Linked DNA regions of Homo sapiens: region 2 is linked to region 1. Evidence: chromatin loops called from intact Hi-C (ENCODE). Cell type or tissue: dorsolateral prefrontal cortex. All regions are shown on one strand.

The links. A loop is a pair of places that touch in the nucleus more often than their neighbours do. Peaks named below come from ENCODE experiments on the same cell type or tissue, not always from the same donor. Only the 100,000 strongest peaks of a DNase experiment are listed, where the experiment ranks them.
Region 2: it touches region 1 in a loop (7-fold over the local background); 50 of 110 quality-filtered maps call a loop at or near these places.

Annotation. Positions count from the first base shown.
Region 1 is chr1:5,971,598-5,979,597 of GRCh38, reverse strand. It overlaps NPHP4 (nephrocystin 4), which reads left to right. Exons shown (of 30, transcript NM_015102.5): 3 at 1,185-1,328. Among named protein-coding and RNA genes, the nearest start is that of NPHP4, 17 kb to the left of the region's middle. RefSeq lists an enhancer at 7,482-7,981. In dorsolateral prefrontal cortex, CTCF peaks have their summits at 4,238 (motif pointing right), 5,445 and 5,646 (motif pointing right); DNase peaks (open chromatin) are centred at 4,247 and 5,657; H3K27ac peaks cover 2,891 bases.
Region 2 is chr1:5,511,617-5,519,616 of GRCh38, reverse strand. No RefSeq gene overlaps it. Among named protein-coding and RNA genes, the nearest start is that of MIR4689, 350 kb to the left of the region's middle. In dorsolateral prefrontal cortex, CTCF peaks have their summits at 4,666 and 4,871; a DNase peak (open chromatin) is centred at 4,856.

The DNA.
Region 1 (8,000 bases):
TGGCCAGACCTCCAGCCTGGGTGACAGACGAGACCCTTTTCTTAAAAACAAAAACAAAACACAGGTACTATAGCTAAATATAGTTCCTGCACTTCTCGCTGGCTCCTGGAGCACGTGTGCTCTCTTCCTCTCAGGACCTTTGAGTTTGCTGCTCCTCCTGCCTGGCTCCCTCTCCCCAAACTCCCTGTGGTTCTTCTCATGCCCCCCTTGTTCTCAGCTCAAGGATCATCTCAGAGAGCCTGCCCTGCCCTGCCCTGCCCCGCCCCACCCACCTCTCTCCCCGTTCTTCACCATGTAAGCCCTGTAAGGGCAGAGATTTTGTCTGTTCCTTGTTGTTTCCCTAGTGCCTGGAAATGTGCCTGGCAGAGAGTCAATGCGCAGAATAGATGTGTAAGTAACGTTTACTAAGTGAATAGGTGAAAGAAAGGTGGAGGACTCTTGTCTCAGGTAAGAACCTGTCACAGAAGAGAAAAGGCTAAAGCAATACTTGCTGTAAGTGGTAAAGCTCCGGGGCAGGGTCCTGCCTGTCTACACTCTGGCTGCCGCTCTGGGCAGGGTCCTGCCTGTCTACACTCTGGCTGCTTTGTTCTGTATTTGTAGCCATGATTTCTCAATTCTCAAAGATCTGCTTTTTGCTTTGCCAATGTCACCCCAAAATCTGGGAAGTTGAGGATTTAGTTTCTGGTTATATCAGGAAGGGCTCATTTGGTTGGAAATGATTAACAAACCCATCCAAAATGATTTACGTGAGAGGCGATTTGTTGACTCACAGCAAATCCACAGCCAGCATAAGCTTCAGGTGTGGCTTGAGCGAGGTCTCAGGTGATGTCCCCTGGACTTGTTCTCTCTCACCTGTTGGCTGCTGGGAGCCCTGGGCCTCATCCTGGCAGGCGCATGTGTCTCCTGTGGTCATGTCCTCTTGTGCGTCCTGGGCTCTGGCTGAGTCAGAAGCCTGTGTCTGTTCCAAGGGACTGCAGTCTTTCGTTGGCCAGGGGAGGGCCAAATGCTTTGGTTTATAACCCCACCAAGACCAGTAGCTGTGGGAGAGAGGTAGCCTCCCAATAAGGAAACCAGCGTGCTGATATCTGAGCGAGGTGGCCCCATATGCACCCACATGGCCTGCCAGTGACCTCCTGGCTCATGGTGCTCAGACTCTTGAGGGTCAATTCCCCGTTGTCTCCTAGGGCGTGCTGGAGGTACTGTCAGAGGTTGAATGCCATCTGCGAGTGTCTTTCTTTGATGTCACCTACCGGCACTTCTTTGGGAGGACGTGGAAAACCACAGTGAAGCCGACGAAGAGACCGCCGTCCAGGATCGTCTTTAATGAGGTGGGCCCTGGTGATGGTGGCAGGGGCTGCTCCAAGGCGGAGGGTGTGTGTGCGGGTGGTCCTGGGTGGCAGCCCAGAGACTGGGGCCTTGCCGAGACCTCACAGCGCGTCTCAGACTTGTGGGTCCAGGCAGCACAGAGCTTAGTCTAGCGGCAAGCGCTTTGTTACCAAACAAAATCTTATGTGGAAGCCAGTTGTCTTAAACAGATGAGAGAGCTCTGCTCTGCTCTGGTTGAAGGGTCAGGGGAATGGGGGTCTTGTCACCTTCAAGGAATCTTGGAGTTCTTGGGAATAAGTTGGGAAATGATTGACCTCATCTATGGCTGCTGCCACTACTGCTCCCTCTCCTCCTCTCCCCTCCCCTCTCCTTCCCCCTCCCCTCCCCCTCCCTTTCCCTTTCACCGTCCCCTTCCTTCCTTTCTTCCCTCCCTCCTGTATAGACAAACTAAGATTTAGTAAAGTGACTTGCCCAGGTAGCAGGTATCAGAGCCTGGACTCACACCTGTGCCTTCTGTCTTGAGACCGGCAGGTGGATGGGCACTGGTTGAGCAGCGTGTTTTCACTCAGGTGGTCTTGCGGCTGGCCACCCTGCGGGCCGGCATGCTCTGTCTCTGTGGTTCACTGCACAGCATACATTCCATTCAGCACCTGCTCTCTGCAGGGCATCATGCTAGGCTCAGGGTGATGATGGCGCTCACCTAACAGAACTGCAGACTGTTTCGGAGACGCACTGAGCAGGTAACAGAGTAATTGCAAGTTGTGTTAAATTCTCAGGAGGAGACCGATAGGAGAACGTGGAGACCAATAGGAGAACGTGGAGACCTGCTTTAGGTGGGTGACGAGGGAGGCCTCTCTGCGAAGCTGCTGATTAAGCTGGGACTTACAGGATGAGAAAGAAACTGACTCCGTGACAAGCAGGGACGAGGCTGCTTCAAGCAGAGCAGGGAGACCCAGGGGTGTTAGGACGAGAGGAGAGCCCAGGTTTGCTGACGGGTGGGGTTGGCAGGGTGGCCCCGTCGTGCCTTCTGGCTGGGTCCTACAGGGTCTTCTTAGGGACGCTGACGTTTGACTCTTAACAGCCGGCGATGTCATGGAGGCCTTTCCCATGCCTGGCTGCTGCTTCACAGCTGAACTCGAGTGGGGGGAGTTTGAGAGGGATGGTGTCTGAGCACGACGGGTGTGCAGCAGGGACAGTGTGGAGGCAACAGAGGTGATGAGAGGGTCTCAGCTGTCTTGGTTTGATCTTAGGTATATAGAAGGAGGCCCCAAGAGGCCTGGTATTGGGACAGTTTGTATGATGAGTAACAGTGGCGGTGACAGTGGCCGTCCTTTGAGACGTTACTCTAGGTAACCACTGCCCAGGTGTGCCTTTCCCATGGGGGCCTGCTCTGGCCAGTCAGCACCCCCACCTAGGGCCACGAGCTCGTTGCTCTCCGTACCCCACCATCACCCAGCGCTTGGATTATGTGTGTCTTGACATGGATGGGTCCTGACTCTTGCCCTTCCTCCCATGGGTAGTAGAGGGAGAGAATGACCCCAGAGGTCACGAAGCTTCAATAAAAAGCCTTGCTAGAGTGTATGTCTGGACAGCTAAGGATGTGTCTGACATTAAGGTTGTCAAACAGCTAATGCAAATACCTCTCAGAGGTCTCTCTGGCCAGCCGTGTCAGGAAAGGTTTCATGAGTGTGACTGCGGATGAACCCTTAGAGTGCTGTTTCAGCGCGGGCAGGGGGTCCCCTCGGGCCTGCGCTGTGGCAGGAGGCTCGCCATGAGTTCCCGGTGCTGGCAATGCCAGACCAACTGCTGGGGATAGAGCTGTTTAGCTTTAGCTTTCTCAGATGTGCACAGTGAGCCCCCCGAAACCTGGTGTTGTGACAGCCATGCGGCGGGTGGTGAAGTTAGCCATCCTTCACCGGGAGGCGCTTCCCGTGGCCAGGCATCGGCTCAGAAGCATGCCGTCATTTCATGCCTGTCATCCTCCTGTGGAGGTCAGTATCCTGTGTACCCATTTTAAAGAGGAGGACACTGAGGTGCATGGAGATGGAATAACTCCACCAGCTTATTCCCATGTGGCGGGTGGGGGTGGGAGCGACGGCCCTGTGCATCTGACGGCTCCACCTGCTGTGGCCTCCGTGACCTCCTGCTTCTGAGGAGCCCTGCATTTTGTTCTGAAGTGTTCTGTAGAATGCTGAGGGATGGAGTATGCTCTGAAACCAGGGATGCCTTGCAGTCACCGAGGTGCTGGGGCCAGTTCCCTCCTCCTCCCTCAACCCCTCTGACTTCAGCTCTCCCTTTAGAGAGGCTTCGGACCTTCCTAAGGATCCGTGCTGCGCAGGCCAGAAGCGGGGGCTTCCATCTCCCTACTCTCTGGGCTGTAGAATCCTGATCCCTGTAGAATTCCAGTCACATGGTAGGACGATCTTTGGAATGGATGCCTCTCTCTGCCCTTCTCGGGATTATGTTCATGCACTCCGAGGGCTTCCGTTGCGGCGGAAGTTGGGCAGCACTTGCATTTCACCACATCCTGGCAGCTGCGTGTCATGCTGCCTGTGCAGTTCACAATTCAGATGTGTTAGGGAGACTAGGAGCTGGTGGCTTTTCGGAGTCTGGAATACCTGTGCTGGTGGCTCCAAGGGCAGCCGACTGTGGGAGCCACGTGGCTCAGCCTTGGCCTGTCATCTGGGTGCGTCTCCTGTTGAGGCTGGGGATGGGCCCGGGGGACTAGTGGAACATAGTCCTTAAAACCTCTGGAAAAATCTGCACCCTTGGACTTGGAATCGCTGAAGAAGGGAATGCAGCAAGGACAGTGTGGTGTGGCCAGGGCACTTTCAGCTGTGAGGGTGATGCTGAAGCCCCCGTGCTATTCATGGAGCCTGCTGTCTGCAGCTGCTATGCCCCGTGTGGGCAGCAGAGGCCAGTGGTGCCCCAGGAATGAATCCCTCCTGCCAAGCTGTTGAGCAGCGTGTTCTGTACCAGGCAGTTTCCTCCATGTGCTTGGCATTCTCATACAGAGCAAAGGTTTTGTTCCAGCTTAGTTAACTAGTTATTTAACTGTGTGTGCAAACATGTGTGCACATCCATGTACACATGTATGTGCTCCCAAGTGTGGATGAAGCACCGAGTGCTCCCAGGAGTGGGCATTCTTAGGCATGAGGGTGTGGCAGCATGTTCGCACCCTGTCTGCTAATTGCTCTGTCTACACCCCTGTGGAAATAGAGGTTCGTAAAACACCCTTTGCCCTTTTTAGGGGTGATTCTGAGACTTGGCAGAGATCTTTCTCTGGCTTTACTAATTGCCTGTGTTTTTCTGGTCTTTGCCTATCAGCATTGGTTTGGGGGGATCTGCTTTGGGGTTGGTGAGCTGCCGGTAGCAGGGGACCGCATTTGGAGCGCCCGTGGCTGTCCAGCCCCCACGTGGTAGCGCATGGACCCTGCATGCTCAGGTTTTGTGGAGTGCCCATGTCACACATGACCCCGAGAGAGGGGGCTGTGGCATGATTTTGCAAACAACGATGTCCTGAAAGAGACTTGGAACACAGAAGGCTTGTCTTGATCCAGAGCTGGGTGGTTTTTTTTTTTTTTTTCTGCAAATGATGAATTATTTGCACTGGGCCCATATGCAGGAGAGCAGTCCCCAGACACGTCTCAGCTCTGAGCTCAGAATTCTGTGTTCTCTGAGACCTTTCCTGGTGGGGAGGAATTGCCTCCACTTCCTCTGAGCCAGCGAATCATTCATTCAACTTCTAAAAAAGTGTCTTTTAAAAAATAATGCTGGAGGCCACGGTCCTGTGCAGTTTCTCAGTTTTCTTTTTGAGGTGGACATACTTTTCCCTTGGATTCTTTCCTTAATGACTGTGTGTGGCCGGTGTAGTGTGACTGGCTTCTTTTCCCTCCTTTATTTATTTGGGGGGAGTTACTGGGCAGGAATCCTCGTGATTCTCCAGCAACAGCTTAAACCCCCATCAAGGGAATCTTTCCTCCCAGAGCGCACCAGCCCCAGTGTCGCCAAAGCAGCGGGGCAGTCACCTGCCCTGGTAGAGGGATGCAGGTGATTGGGTTGTGTCTCTTCCCGTCATCACAGCCATGAGAAAGCCCCTCTTGAGCGGCTCTTACTCGTCAGAGCAATGAGCGTGCTATAATTTCCCATTGAAAAGTGGATGCTGTCAAGGAGTATCAGCATAACCCACGTGAAACTCCTGCGAGCCCTTCCAGGGCCTGGATTCTTGGGCCTGGCTCTGGAGCTTGCAGGAAGCCCTGGCTGCAGAGCCCGATGGCTGCTCCTGTGCTCTTGCTGTTGCTCGGCAGAGGGCAGGCATGTCCTGAACATCATCACAACAAAAGCAAGAAGCTGGCTTCGTGTCCCAGCGAGCTGCTTCCACAGAGGGAGGCTCTATGGCTCTAGGAGGCCAACTCGGGCCCTGTGTGCCTGTCTGTTTGCAGCTGGGGAGGGCTGATTTCCTCTCTGGCACAATGGAAACCACTGCCGTAGTCTTGGAACCTGAAATGAGAGGATGAAAGAAAATGGTTTTCAGAAGGAGAAATGATTGGTCTCTGTGACGTTTCCAGTGTTTAATTGTACAGTGATTGAACTGTCAGTCATCTGGGGACAATGGAAAGCTGTAAGTTTGTCAATTTTGTTGTTGTGTGTTCACAGCAGCATAGTGTGGGATCTTTCTTTTCTAAGAGATGGGGTCTCACTATGTTGCCCAGGCTGGAGTGCAATGGTGCGATCATAGCTCATTGCAGCCTTGGACTCCTGGGCTCAAGTGATCCTCCCTCCTCAGCCTCCCAAGTAGCTGGGACTACAGGCATGCATCACCAGACCCAGCTAAATGTTTTTATTTTGGTAGAGCTGGGGTTAGATATTTCTTGCTTTGGGTTATAATCATGTCTGCTCACTTACTTTTCTAAGTAAGCCAAGGAGTTGCTCTTTAGGCCAGAGGGAGAACTGGCTTTCGCCATGGGCGTCGGAGTTGAGGTAGGATGGGCTAGTGTCCTACTCCATCACTGATCCCAGTGGGACTTCAGACAAGTGCTTTAAACTCCTTGATCCTAGAGGGTGAGGGATAAAAGACTACAAATTGAGGCCGGGTGCAGTGGCTCATGCCTGTAATCCCAGCACTTTGGGAGGCCCAGGTGGATGGATCACTTGAGATCAGGAATTTGAGACCAGCCTGGCCAACATGGTGAAACCCTGTCTCTACTAAAAATTTAAAGATTAGCTGGGCGTGGTGGCACACACGCGTAATCCCAGCTACTTGGGAGGCTGAGGCTAGAGAATCACCTGAGCTCGGCGGGTGGAGGTTGCAGTGAGCTGAGATTCACGCCACTGCACTCCAGCCTGGGTGATAGAGCAAGACTCTGTCAAAAAAAAGAAAAACCAAACAAAAAAAAACCCTACAAATTAGGTTCAGTGGATACTGCTCGGGTGATGGGTGCACCGTAATCTCACAGATCACCACTAAAGAGCTTCCTCATGTAACCAAATACCACCTGTTCCCCAAAAACCTATGAAAAAAAAGAAAGAAAGAAATTAAATTAATTTGCAAGAAAAAAATAAGCTCCTCCTGACTTGATTCATTTGCTCATGAGAGATAAAGAGTGTGCATCCCCTAAGTGCTGCTGGAGTATTTAGTCATGTGCTTTTCCATAAGCAGGGACCCAGTGGGCAGTAGTTTTTATTCAAGAAATGTTGGTTAAGGGTCTTCTGTGTGCCAGGCTGTGTTTAGGAGCTGGAAGTGCAGAGATGGATAAGATGTTGTATTATCCTTTCAGCCAGGATTAAAGTTTACATTTTTACTCCAAATGAGAGTTTCTCAACCTTGGCACTGCTGACATTGTGGGCTGGATAATTCGTGGGGCAGGGGGCTGTCCCTGTCCCTGTCATGATGCTTTGCTGTGGAAATCTGGGCTCCCCCGATCCCTGCTGTCTTTGAGGGGTAGTGTCTGGGAAGCCCTCCGAACCCGCAGTGTGAGTCTGAGCCAGAGGGTAGGAACTGCATGAAGTCTCTGCATTGTTTGCCTGGCTGAAGATATCCTGTTAAAGGCTTATTAAAACAGTTCTTTGGAAGGGACTCATTCTGTTCCTGCTCAGCTCCTCTCTGGCCTTGCTGCCCAGCGTTGTCTGAGGAGCCCATGTCATGCAGGTGCCAGGTCATGTGGCCGTGCCATGGGGGGTGCCCGGCTGCGGCCTCTTCATCCAGGCACATCGGCAGAGGCCCAATTCCACTTCCATCACTGCGGGTGAAAAATGGAAACTGGGCCCCGAGGCAAAATGGTGTCCGTGTTTTTGAAGATGAAGGCATTAAGACAGGAGCATTTAAATGATTTATTAATCTGTTTATGCTGTCAAGGAGGAAACTTGACCAGTGCAGATAAGTGAGCTGCGAGGCAGGGGTGACAGAGAGCCCGTCTCCCTCTGTCTCCAGTGACCTTGCCCTGCAGGCGATTTGATGGGCTTGACTTAACCTTTTAATAGTGCAGTTTCAGTTGATGTAGAGAATGTTCCTTTCCAAATGTATGGCAGTGGCGCTCGTTAAGTTTCCCTAGACTGAAGGATGTGTGTACAGGTATTCCTCAGCTGGGTGCTGCCTGGCTGAGTGAGGCGGGAATTGGGTGGTCAGGCACCGGTGACCTGGTCGAATATGACTTTGCTGGGGTGACCCGAGGGGT
Region 2 (8,000 bases), 460 kb after region 1:
CCCACAATGGTAGATCCACTCACAGCTTGCACCGTGCATCTGGAAAAGCTGCAGACACTCAATGCCAGCCCGTGAAAGCAGCCAGGAGGGGGGCTGTACCCTGCAAAGCCACAGGGATGGAGCTGCCCAAGGCCATGGGAGCCCACTTCTTGTATCAGCATGACCTAGATGCGAGACCTGGAGTCAAGGGAGATCATTTTGGAGCTTTAAGATATGACTGACCTACTGGATTTCTGACTTGCATAGGACCTGTAGTCCCTTTGTTTTGGCCAATTTCTCCCATTCATGATGAGTGTATTTACCCAATGCCTGTATCCTCATTGTATCTAGGAAGTAACTAACTTGCTTTTGATTTTACAGGCTCATAGGCAGAAGGGACTTGCCTTGTCTCAGATGAGACTTTAGACTGTGGACTTTTGAGTTAATGCTGAAATGAGTTAAGACTTTGGGGGACTGTTGGGAAGGCATGATTGGTTTTGAAATGTGAGGACATGAGATTTGGGTGGGGCCAGGTGTAGAATGATATGATTTGACTGTGTCCCCACCCAAATCTCATCTTGAATTGTGGCTTCCATAATCCCCATGTGTTGTGGAAGAGACTTGGTGGGAGGTAATTGAATCATGGGGGTGGGTCTTTCCCATGCTGTTCTTGTGATAGTGAATAAGTCTCACAAGATCTGATGGTTTTATAGAGGATAGTTCCCCTGCACATGCTTTCTTGCCTGCCACCATGTAAGATGTGCCTTTGCTCCTAATTTGCCATCTGCCGTGATTGTGAGGCCTCTCCAGCCATGTGGAACTGTGAGTCCATTAAACTTCTTTTTCTTTATAAATTACCCAGTCTCGGGTATTTCTTCATAGGAATATGAGAATGAACTAATACACCAGCCCTGCCCACACTTTAATTTTGGACTTCCAGAGTGTCATGGGGGAAGGATGATTGGTGTGTTTGTGGGCGGGGGGGGGGGGGGCTGTGGGGGGAGGGGCCGGTAAAAGAATTTACCAAGACAATTGTAGGTCAAGGAAGGTAGATTTATTAGAGAAAGTAGGAAAATGCATTGCCAGAGAGACAATGGGCAAGTCAGCAGATGCTGACTGCAAAGAAACAAAGGCTTGCTGGAGATTGTATAGGATAGTGTTCACGCTGTCTGTTGACGAGGGCTTTGCGTGGTACTAATAACACCAAGTTTGCAGTGAGCCAGCTTGCAGGTGTGTCTAGTGATAGTTGGGCGCAGGAAGATTGTGAGTTATTTGTGCAGAAGGGCTACGTGTTCTGGACCATGGAAAGGCAGATGTATGGCTTATCTGCTTTCTCTTTTTGCTTTCCCTTGATTCTGCCTGCATGAGCCTTTTCCCTAATTCATACTCCACACAGAGTTCAGAACTGTAAGAAAACAAACCTCTTTTGTTTAACCTGCCCTGTCTATGATACTTTGCTATGCAGCCCAAGCTGAGGAATACACAGAGGAAACTTTCACAGCCACAGGGAGGGGGTCCTGGGAGAGGAGCCTCTGTGGCTGGGAACCCCCATCTGTCATACGCTAATCTGGAATAATGCAATTGTCAATCCACTTATGTGACATCTGTTTAGTTGATAATTCTTGGGGGTTGGCAGGTGGAGGAAGCAGTCACGAGTGGAAGGGAGGTTGGGGAGTGAGGAGGCACCTTATGAAAGGTGAGGATGAGGATGTGCAGAAAGGGATTCTGACCATGCCCAGAAGAAGAGTGCAGTCCTGGGGTCTTAGCCCCATTTTTCTTGAAAACGTTTTTTTGTGGGTAAATATTATGTTTCTTTATTACAAACCAAAGAAACATAATGACCTACAGTGAACAATAGTTAATTCTGGGTGGTGGATACTGGTGTTTGGCATATAGGTTCTCTATACTTTTCTATATTTATATCTCTTTAAAAAATCTTTTAAAATTTATTGTTACAAATAATTTGTATATTATGGGGTACGCTATGATGTTTTAATCTGTGTGTATGTTGTAGAAAGATTCAATCAAGCTAAATAACATAGTCATCCCTTTCACCAACTTATTTTTTTGTGGTGAGAATGTTAATCTATTCTTTTAGTAATTCTGAAATATGCAGTATGTTATTATTAACCATAGTCACCATGCGGTGCAATAGATCTCTAAAACTTAGTCCTCCAGTCTAACTGAGACTTTGTATCTTATATATATTAGGATACAAAGTGTTTTATTGTAGACAATTTCAAACATAAGCCCTGATGTGCTCATCACCAGCTACAAACATCATCAATGTATGAATGGCCAGCCCTGTTTTCCCTGAACCCCCACCTACTTCTGGCTCCTCCCTGGGATCATTGTGAAATGAATCCTAGGCTTTGTGTCATTTCATCCAACAATATTGGAGCATGTATCTCTAAAGGTGGTGAAGTTCTCTTGAAACAGCTAGGAAATCAGTATCCCAACCCAAATATTTTAACCACAATTCCTTAGTCTGAAGAATTTTAGCCCAAGCTACTGGTGAACTTTCCTCCCCTAGGAACATCGTTTGATTATTACCAAAGGGCAACCTCCTTGAGGGAGGAGAAGACAGCCCTCCCCTTCTCAGCCTCCCCCGCCCCTGCCCGCTGTGCTGAGCCCTTTACAATGCTATGGGTGACAAGGAATCTTTGATGATCCAAAATTGCGTAATGACCGTCCATCATGAACCTGGCTTGTCATGTCACCAGCTTGGCTGTGATCACCTATTTCAGGGCAGGGGCCCTGGTACATTAGCAAAATCTCGTAGAACCTTGTCCCTGATTGGTTCATCTCAGTTGCCACTCCGATGACCTTAACGCGGCATTTTTCACCTGGCAGTGCATTGGAGATGCGTGGAGAGGCTTAAAACCATGACACCCAGCCCCCACCCTGAGACCCTGATGACTGTGGCTTACAGAGGGGGCCTGGCAGCATCTCTTGGGGTGATTCTAATGGGAGCCAGGTGGAGGACGCTGGCTCCTGGCTTTTAACCACTGTGGACCACAGCCTCAGGCTTCTGTATCCATTCATGTGTGTGTGTGTGTGTGTGTGTGTGTGTGTGTGTGTGTGTGTGTGTGTTGTGGGGGAGAGGCGAGGCCGTGTCTAATCCAACTAAGTGAGGAGACATTAAATAATTTTTTATAAACTGTGTTTGTAAAAAGAACATAAATCTAGATCTTTTGAAGAAACAAATGCAGTGCTTTGTTATAAAACAACCACTGTTATATGTAAACAAACAAAATTTAATCCACTAGAGTTTACAAGACCAGTTTACTTTTGCAGAATAACTAACTTTTATACCAAAGATCAGACAAGATAGTGAGCATTTCCCAGCCTCTCATTACTTGTCAAGTACTAAGGCACCTGCAATCACCGTCTTTAATCCCTGCAACAACCCTATGGTGTGGGAGGTTTAATTACCCTCCACTTTACAGGTTGGGGGACTGAGGCCTGGAGAGGTTGCTAAGCTCACACAGCTAGTAAATGGCCCAGCCACGAAACAACTCAGGTGAGAGTAGGGAGGTGGCTTGAGGGGAAAGATGGGCTTTTGTTTTTGAGTAAGTATGCATCCTTTCAGCTGTTCTCTGTCTTACTGAAAGTATAACCCAGTCCCACACAGGTGGTGGGGGTGGGCTTCTGTTTGGTCCAGGAATTTGCCAGAGATTAGATGGGTGTTTACAGACTGGGATAGGGTAGAGAGTTCCTGATAACAGGGAGCAGACAGGTCAATTCAGAGTTTGTAGGAAGGGCACGGTCTTGGTTCAGGAAGAGCATCTATGGACGTGAAGACACAAAGGAACAGAGGCCAGCTTCCAGGGCACAGCCAGCAGACCGAGGCCAGCAACTGGGCTAAAGATAGATGACTGAGAGCCAAAGGATCTAGGGCTCCATGAACACAGGCTGGGGCGTGTAGCCGCTCTTGAGGGTGAGCTGCCATGAGATGCCTGGTGGGCCAGTGGCCACCCCCGAAGGTTCAGGGTGTGCCCTTTGGGCCATCAAAGGGATCAAGTAGAATTGTCATTGAGCCAGTTAGAGGGCCAAGGAGGCTCTGTTGAGACATCCTCTTCAGAGAAAGCAAATTGGTCATGCAAAGCACAGGTGAGCTGATGTAACAAGTGAAGTCCTGTGCTGTGGTCTGAGTATTTGTCCCCCAAAGCTCTTGTTGAAATTTGATCTCCACTGTTGGAGGCGAGGCCCGGTGGGAGGTGTTTGGGTCATGGGAGCGGGTCCCTCATGAAGGTTTTGGTGTTGTCCTCAAGGTAATGAGTGAGTTCTCCCTCTACTAGTTCCCATGAGAGCCGGTTGTAAGAAAGAGCGGGCAAACTTCCCCTGTCTCTCTTGTGTCTTCTCTCCCCTTGTGGCCTCTGCACACCTGGCTCCATTTTACCTTCCACCATGAGTGGAAGCAGCCTGAGGCTCTCACCAGATGCCCAATCTTGCCACCAGCAGAATCGTAAGTCAAATAAACTTTTTTTTTTTTTAATAAATTACTCAGCCTCAGGTATTCCTTTATAGAAATACAAACGGACTAAGACATCGTGCTTGGTGCAGGAATGGTCCAGGAGGTTTTTGACTCCAGGAAGGGACTCAGGCCAGGCTCTGGGCTTTGGATGTAAGCTCAGAGCTTACTTCCTCATTGACAAACAGTTAAGTCTATTTCGGAAACAGATATAACTTGTACCTGTGGTTTTACTAATCTCTTTATAATAGACAATATTTATAGTAATGACATGAATAATGCACATCGTTATTTTAATCAAAAGTTACACTGTTACAGAAAAAGCACATGAGACCGGAGTAGACGCTGAAATCTGGCTTTGTGAGCCCAGCCTCCTGCAAGGTCGGCCTGGGGGCCTGGCAGCTCTGCCGCCTCGCTGCGCCCCCGGTGGCCATTAGTGGAATTGCAGGCACTGCACCTGATAGGCACCAGCTGTGCAGAACTGCACTGAGATCATTTATATTCATCTAGCATTTGTGTAACTTTACTATCTCTCCTCTAGCTTTTAAACCCAGTTACTATTTCTTACTCGCTTCACTCACTCATTCTTTCATTCAACAACTATGGATGGGTTTTGTGCTTCAGGGTCTTGGTGATGGAACTCTGTTGGTGAAACAGACAACAGCCCGTCTCCATGGAACATACATTCCAGGGACCATAAAGGGAACAGAGCAGGCTTGTCCAAGGACCAGCCAGAGGTCCAAGCAGTGAGAGGACAAGAGCAGGAGGAACAGAGGTGCAAAGGAGGACTGAGAGGAGAGGAGTTCCTGTTTAAATCCACCCACAGAGGGAAGTCATTGTTGGCTTTAAGCCCAGTTGTGACCTGACACTCATTGCTTTGAGAATTCTGCATGGCCTGCTCTGCAGAGAATGGATGGTAGAGGGGGAGGCGGAAGAGGGAAATCCTATAGGAGGCTGCAGCAGACGGCTTTGGGCTAGGGTGGCCGCTGTGATGGAGAGGGAGGGGTGGATGGAGAGAAAACCTAGATGTGGAATGGCAGGTGCAGGATTGGATGCGGGAAGGGTAGGGGAGAAGCAGACTGGCTGTGCAGGTGCTCGGAGGAGGCAGGGAGACTGGGAGGGGTTGGGGGAGGGTGTGTCCCTTATGTTCTAAACACAAAGCCTGCCAGGCTTTTGGTTAATGTTTGAAAAAGAGAAGTGTCAGGCCTAAGAGGAGCGGCTGCTTTCTTGTGGTGTGTAAACAGAAGCCTCTTAGGAGGACTGAAATTTTGGAAGGGGTGGCATACTGTCTGTCAGACAAAAAGTTTGCTCAAGATCCTGAAACTGTGACCCTCAGGTGCTGCCAGGGCGGTCAGATCACTGGACCTGCAGGAAAAGACTGCTCACTGTCACATGCCCCTTATGGCCACCATGGAGCTACAGACACAGCCTCCCCCTCCAACAGCCTCCGGATGGCATGGGCTGCACTGGCCAGTGGTTGAGGCCTGAGGCTGCCGTTGGTGAGCTGAATTGGGCTTGGTGTACCATTCCCTGCACTGGGGCCTGAGTGAAGACCATACTTCCTTGGCTTCATCCCCAGGTCCACACCCTGTCCTTTGTGGTCTTACGGCTCCAATATGGAAATGAACCATGAGAAGAAGTGCCACAGGGACAAGAGGGACAATGGGGACAAGGCCACCCCAGGCAGATGGGACCCTTTCCAGCAGGGGCCAGCCCCCGACCATCCTGCACCTCCAGCCGATCAGCAGGGATGCTCACAGAGGGGGCCAGACATCATAAGAGCAGGGCTCTTGGAGCAGCCGGCGCCAGACAGCCCAGGACAGCTTCAGCCTTGTCCTTGCACCTTGCAGGGACCCAGAGCCCACCTGGATCCTGACCGCTTGTGTGTCTCATCCTCAGGGGCTGGCGGCGCAAGCTCTATGTCAGTTGGGTCCTCTGAGAAGCTGACGCCAAGCTGAGATGAGACATGCAGGGTAAAGGGAGGGGCAAGTGTCTAGGGTGGGGCTTGGGGCCATGACTGGCTTCTCTGCTCCAGGTCCTAGGAGGCCAACATCAAGTCATTGGCCAGCCTGGGCTCCTATCTGGAGGCTCTGAGGGAGGTTCTGTTTCCTTGCTCATAAGGGTTGTCGGTGGAATTCAATTCCTGGTGGCTGTAGGACTGAGGTCTGCCTCCTGGTTGGTTGTAGCCAGGCTTGTTCTCAGCTTCTAGAGGCCTCTTGCATTCCCCAGATCACAGCCCCCTTTCTCCATCCTTACAGCCAGCAATAGCAGGTTGAGTCCTTGACACTCTTTGAATCTTTCTAACCTCCCCTTCTGCTTCCCTTCTCCTGCTCCAGCCAGAGAAAGTTCTCTGCTTTTAAGGTCCTGTGAGATGAACTTGAGCCCACCCAGCTCATCCGGGATAATCTGTTTTAAAGCCCGTATCCTTAATTATACCTGCCAAGTCCCTTTTGCCATGTGCTGTACCATATTCACAGGTTCAGAAGGTGGGGACATCCTTAGGGGGACAGAATTCTGTCTACCACAAATGTAGAGCATGACCCTGGAGGCAGCATTTGCTTATTTATTGTGCAAATATTTATTGAGCATCTACTGCATGCCAAGTTCATGCCATGCTGAAAAGCATAGTCCTGTCTTTATAGGGTGCATAGTTGGGCACTAGGATGGTGGAAGAGAGAATGGAGGGCCCTCTGGAGATGACAAGTGCTCTGAACAAAGGCAGAAGTCTTGAGTCCAGCATGTGGCCCAGCTGGCACCTGCAGAGAGGAGGCAGGATGAGTGACCACAGGAGGATGGACTCACTATGGGGCTCAGCTGAATGGTGGAAGCTTCTGGGCCTGCTTTGCTGTGCAGGGCAGTTTTCATGGCCCCCACCTGATTTCAGACAGTTCTGCCTGGCATCAGAACTGGAAGGGACTTCAGAAGTTATTAAGTTCCAGTGTTTTCAAAAGAAACCTCCTTCAGGAGATATACGACATTTTTTTTTAAGAAGAGCAGCTTGGCTTGAAGCTGGGGGTTACAGAGAAGGTGTGGGGAGCCTCCTGCCTGAATGGCAGGAGTGGGGGAGTGGGGACAGACCACCATCCATGAGGCTTCTCAGCTGAAGCCCCGCACTCTTTAGGATGCAGTTTGAAAACTAAGGGAAATCGCGGCCTGGAGAGAAGAATTTTCTCAAGTTCATTCATCTACCTAAAAACAATCCAGACTCCTAGTTCAGCAGGGTGCTGATGACTCAATTATAACTTTTTATAGCTGGGGTGGGGTTGGAAAACCAATTTGTCTTCGTAAGATCACTTCCAGGCATTTAGAAATTCTGTATATAATGATGCTTCCCCCGCCCCACTACCAATTTTAATTACAATCTCCTTCTGCCTCTATTCCAAGAGTTAAAGATGTGGAACTCAGGAAATTCCTCACAAAATATTTTTGATGCTCTTTTTCTAAGAGCCTGGCTTGAAGAGATGATCTTCCTTTCTCTCTCTCCCTCCCTCCATTTCTCTCTTTCCCTCTCTCTCTCTCTCACACACACATGCGCACACACACAGCC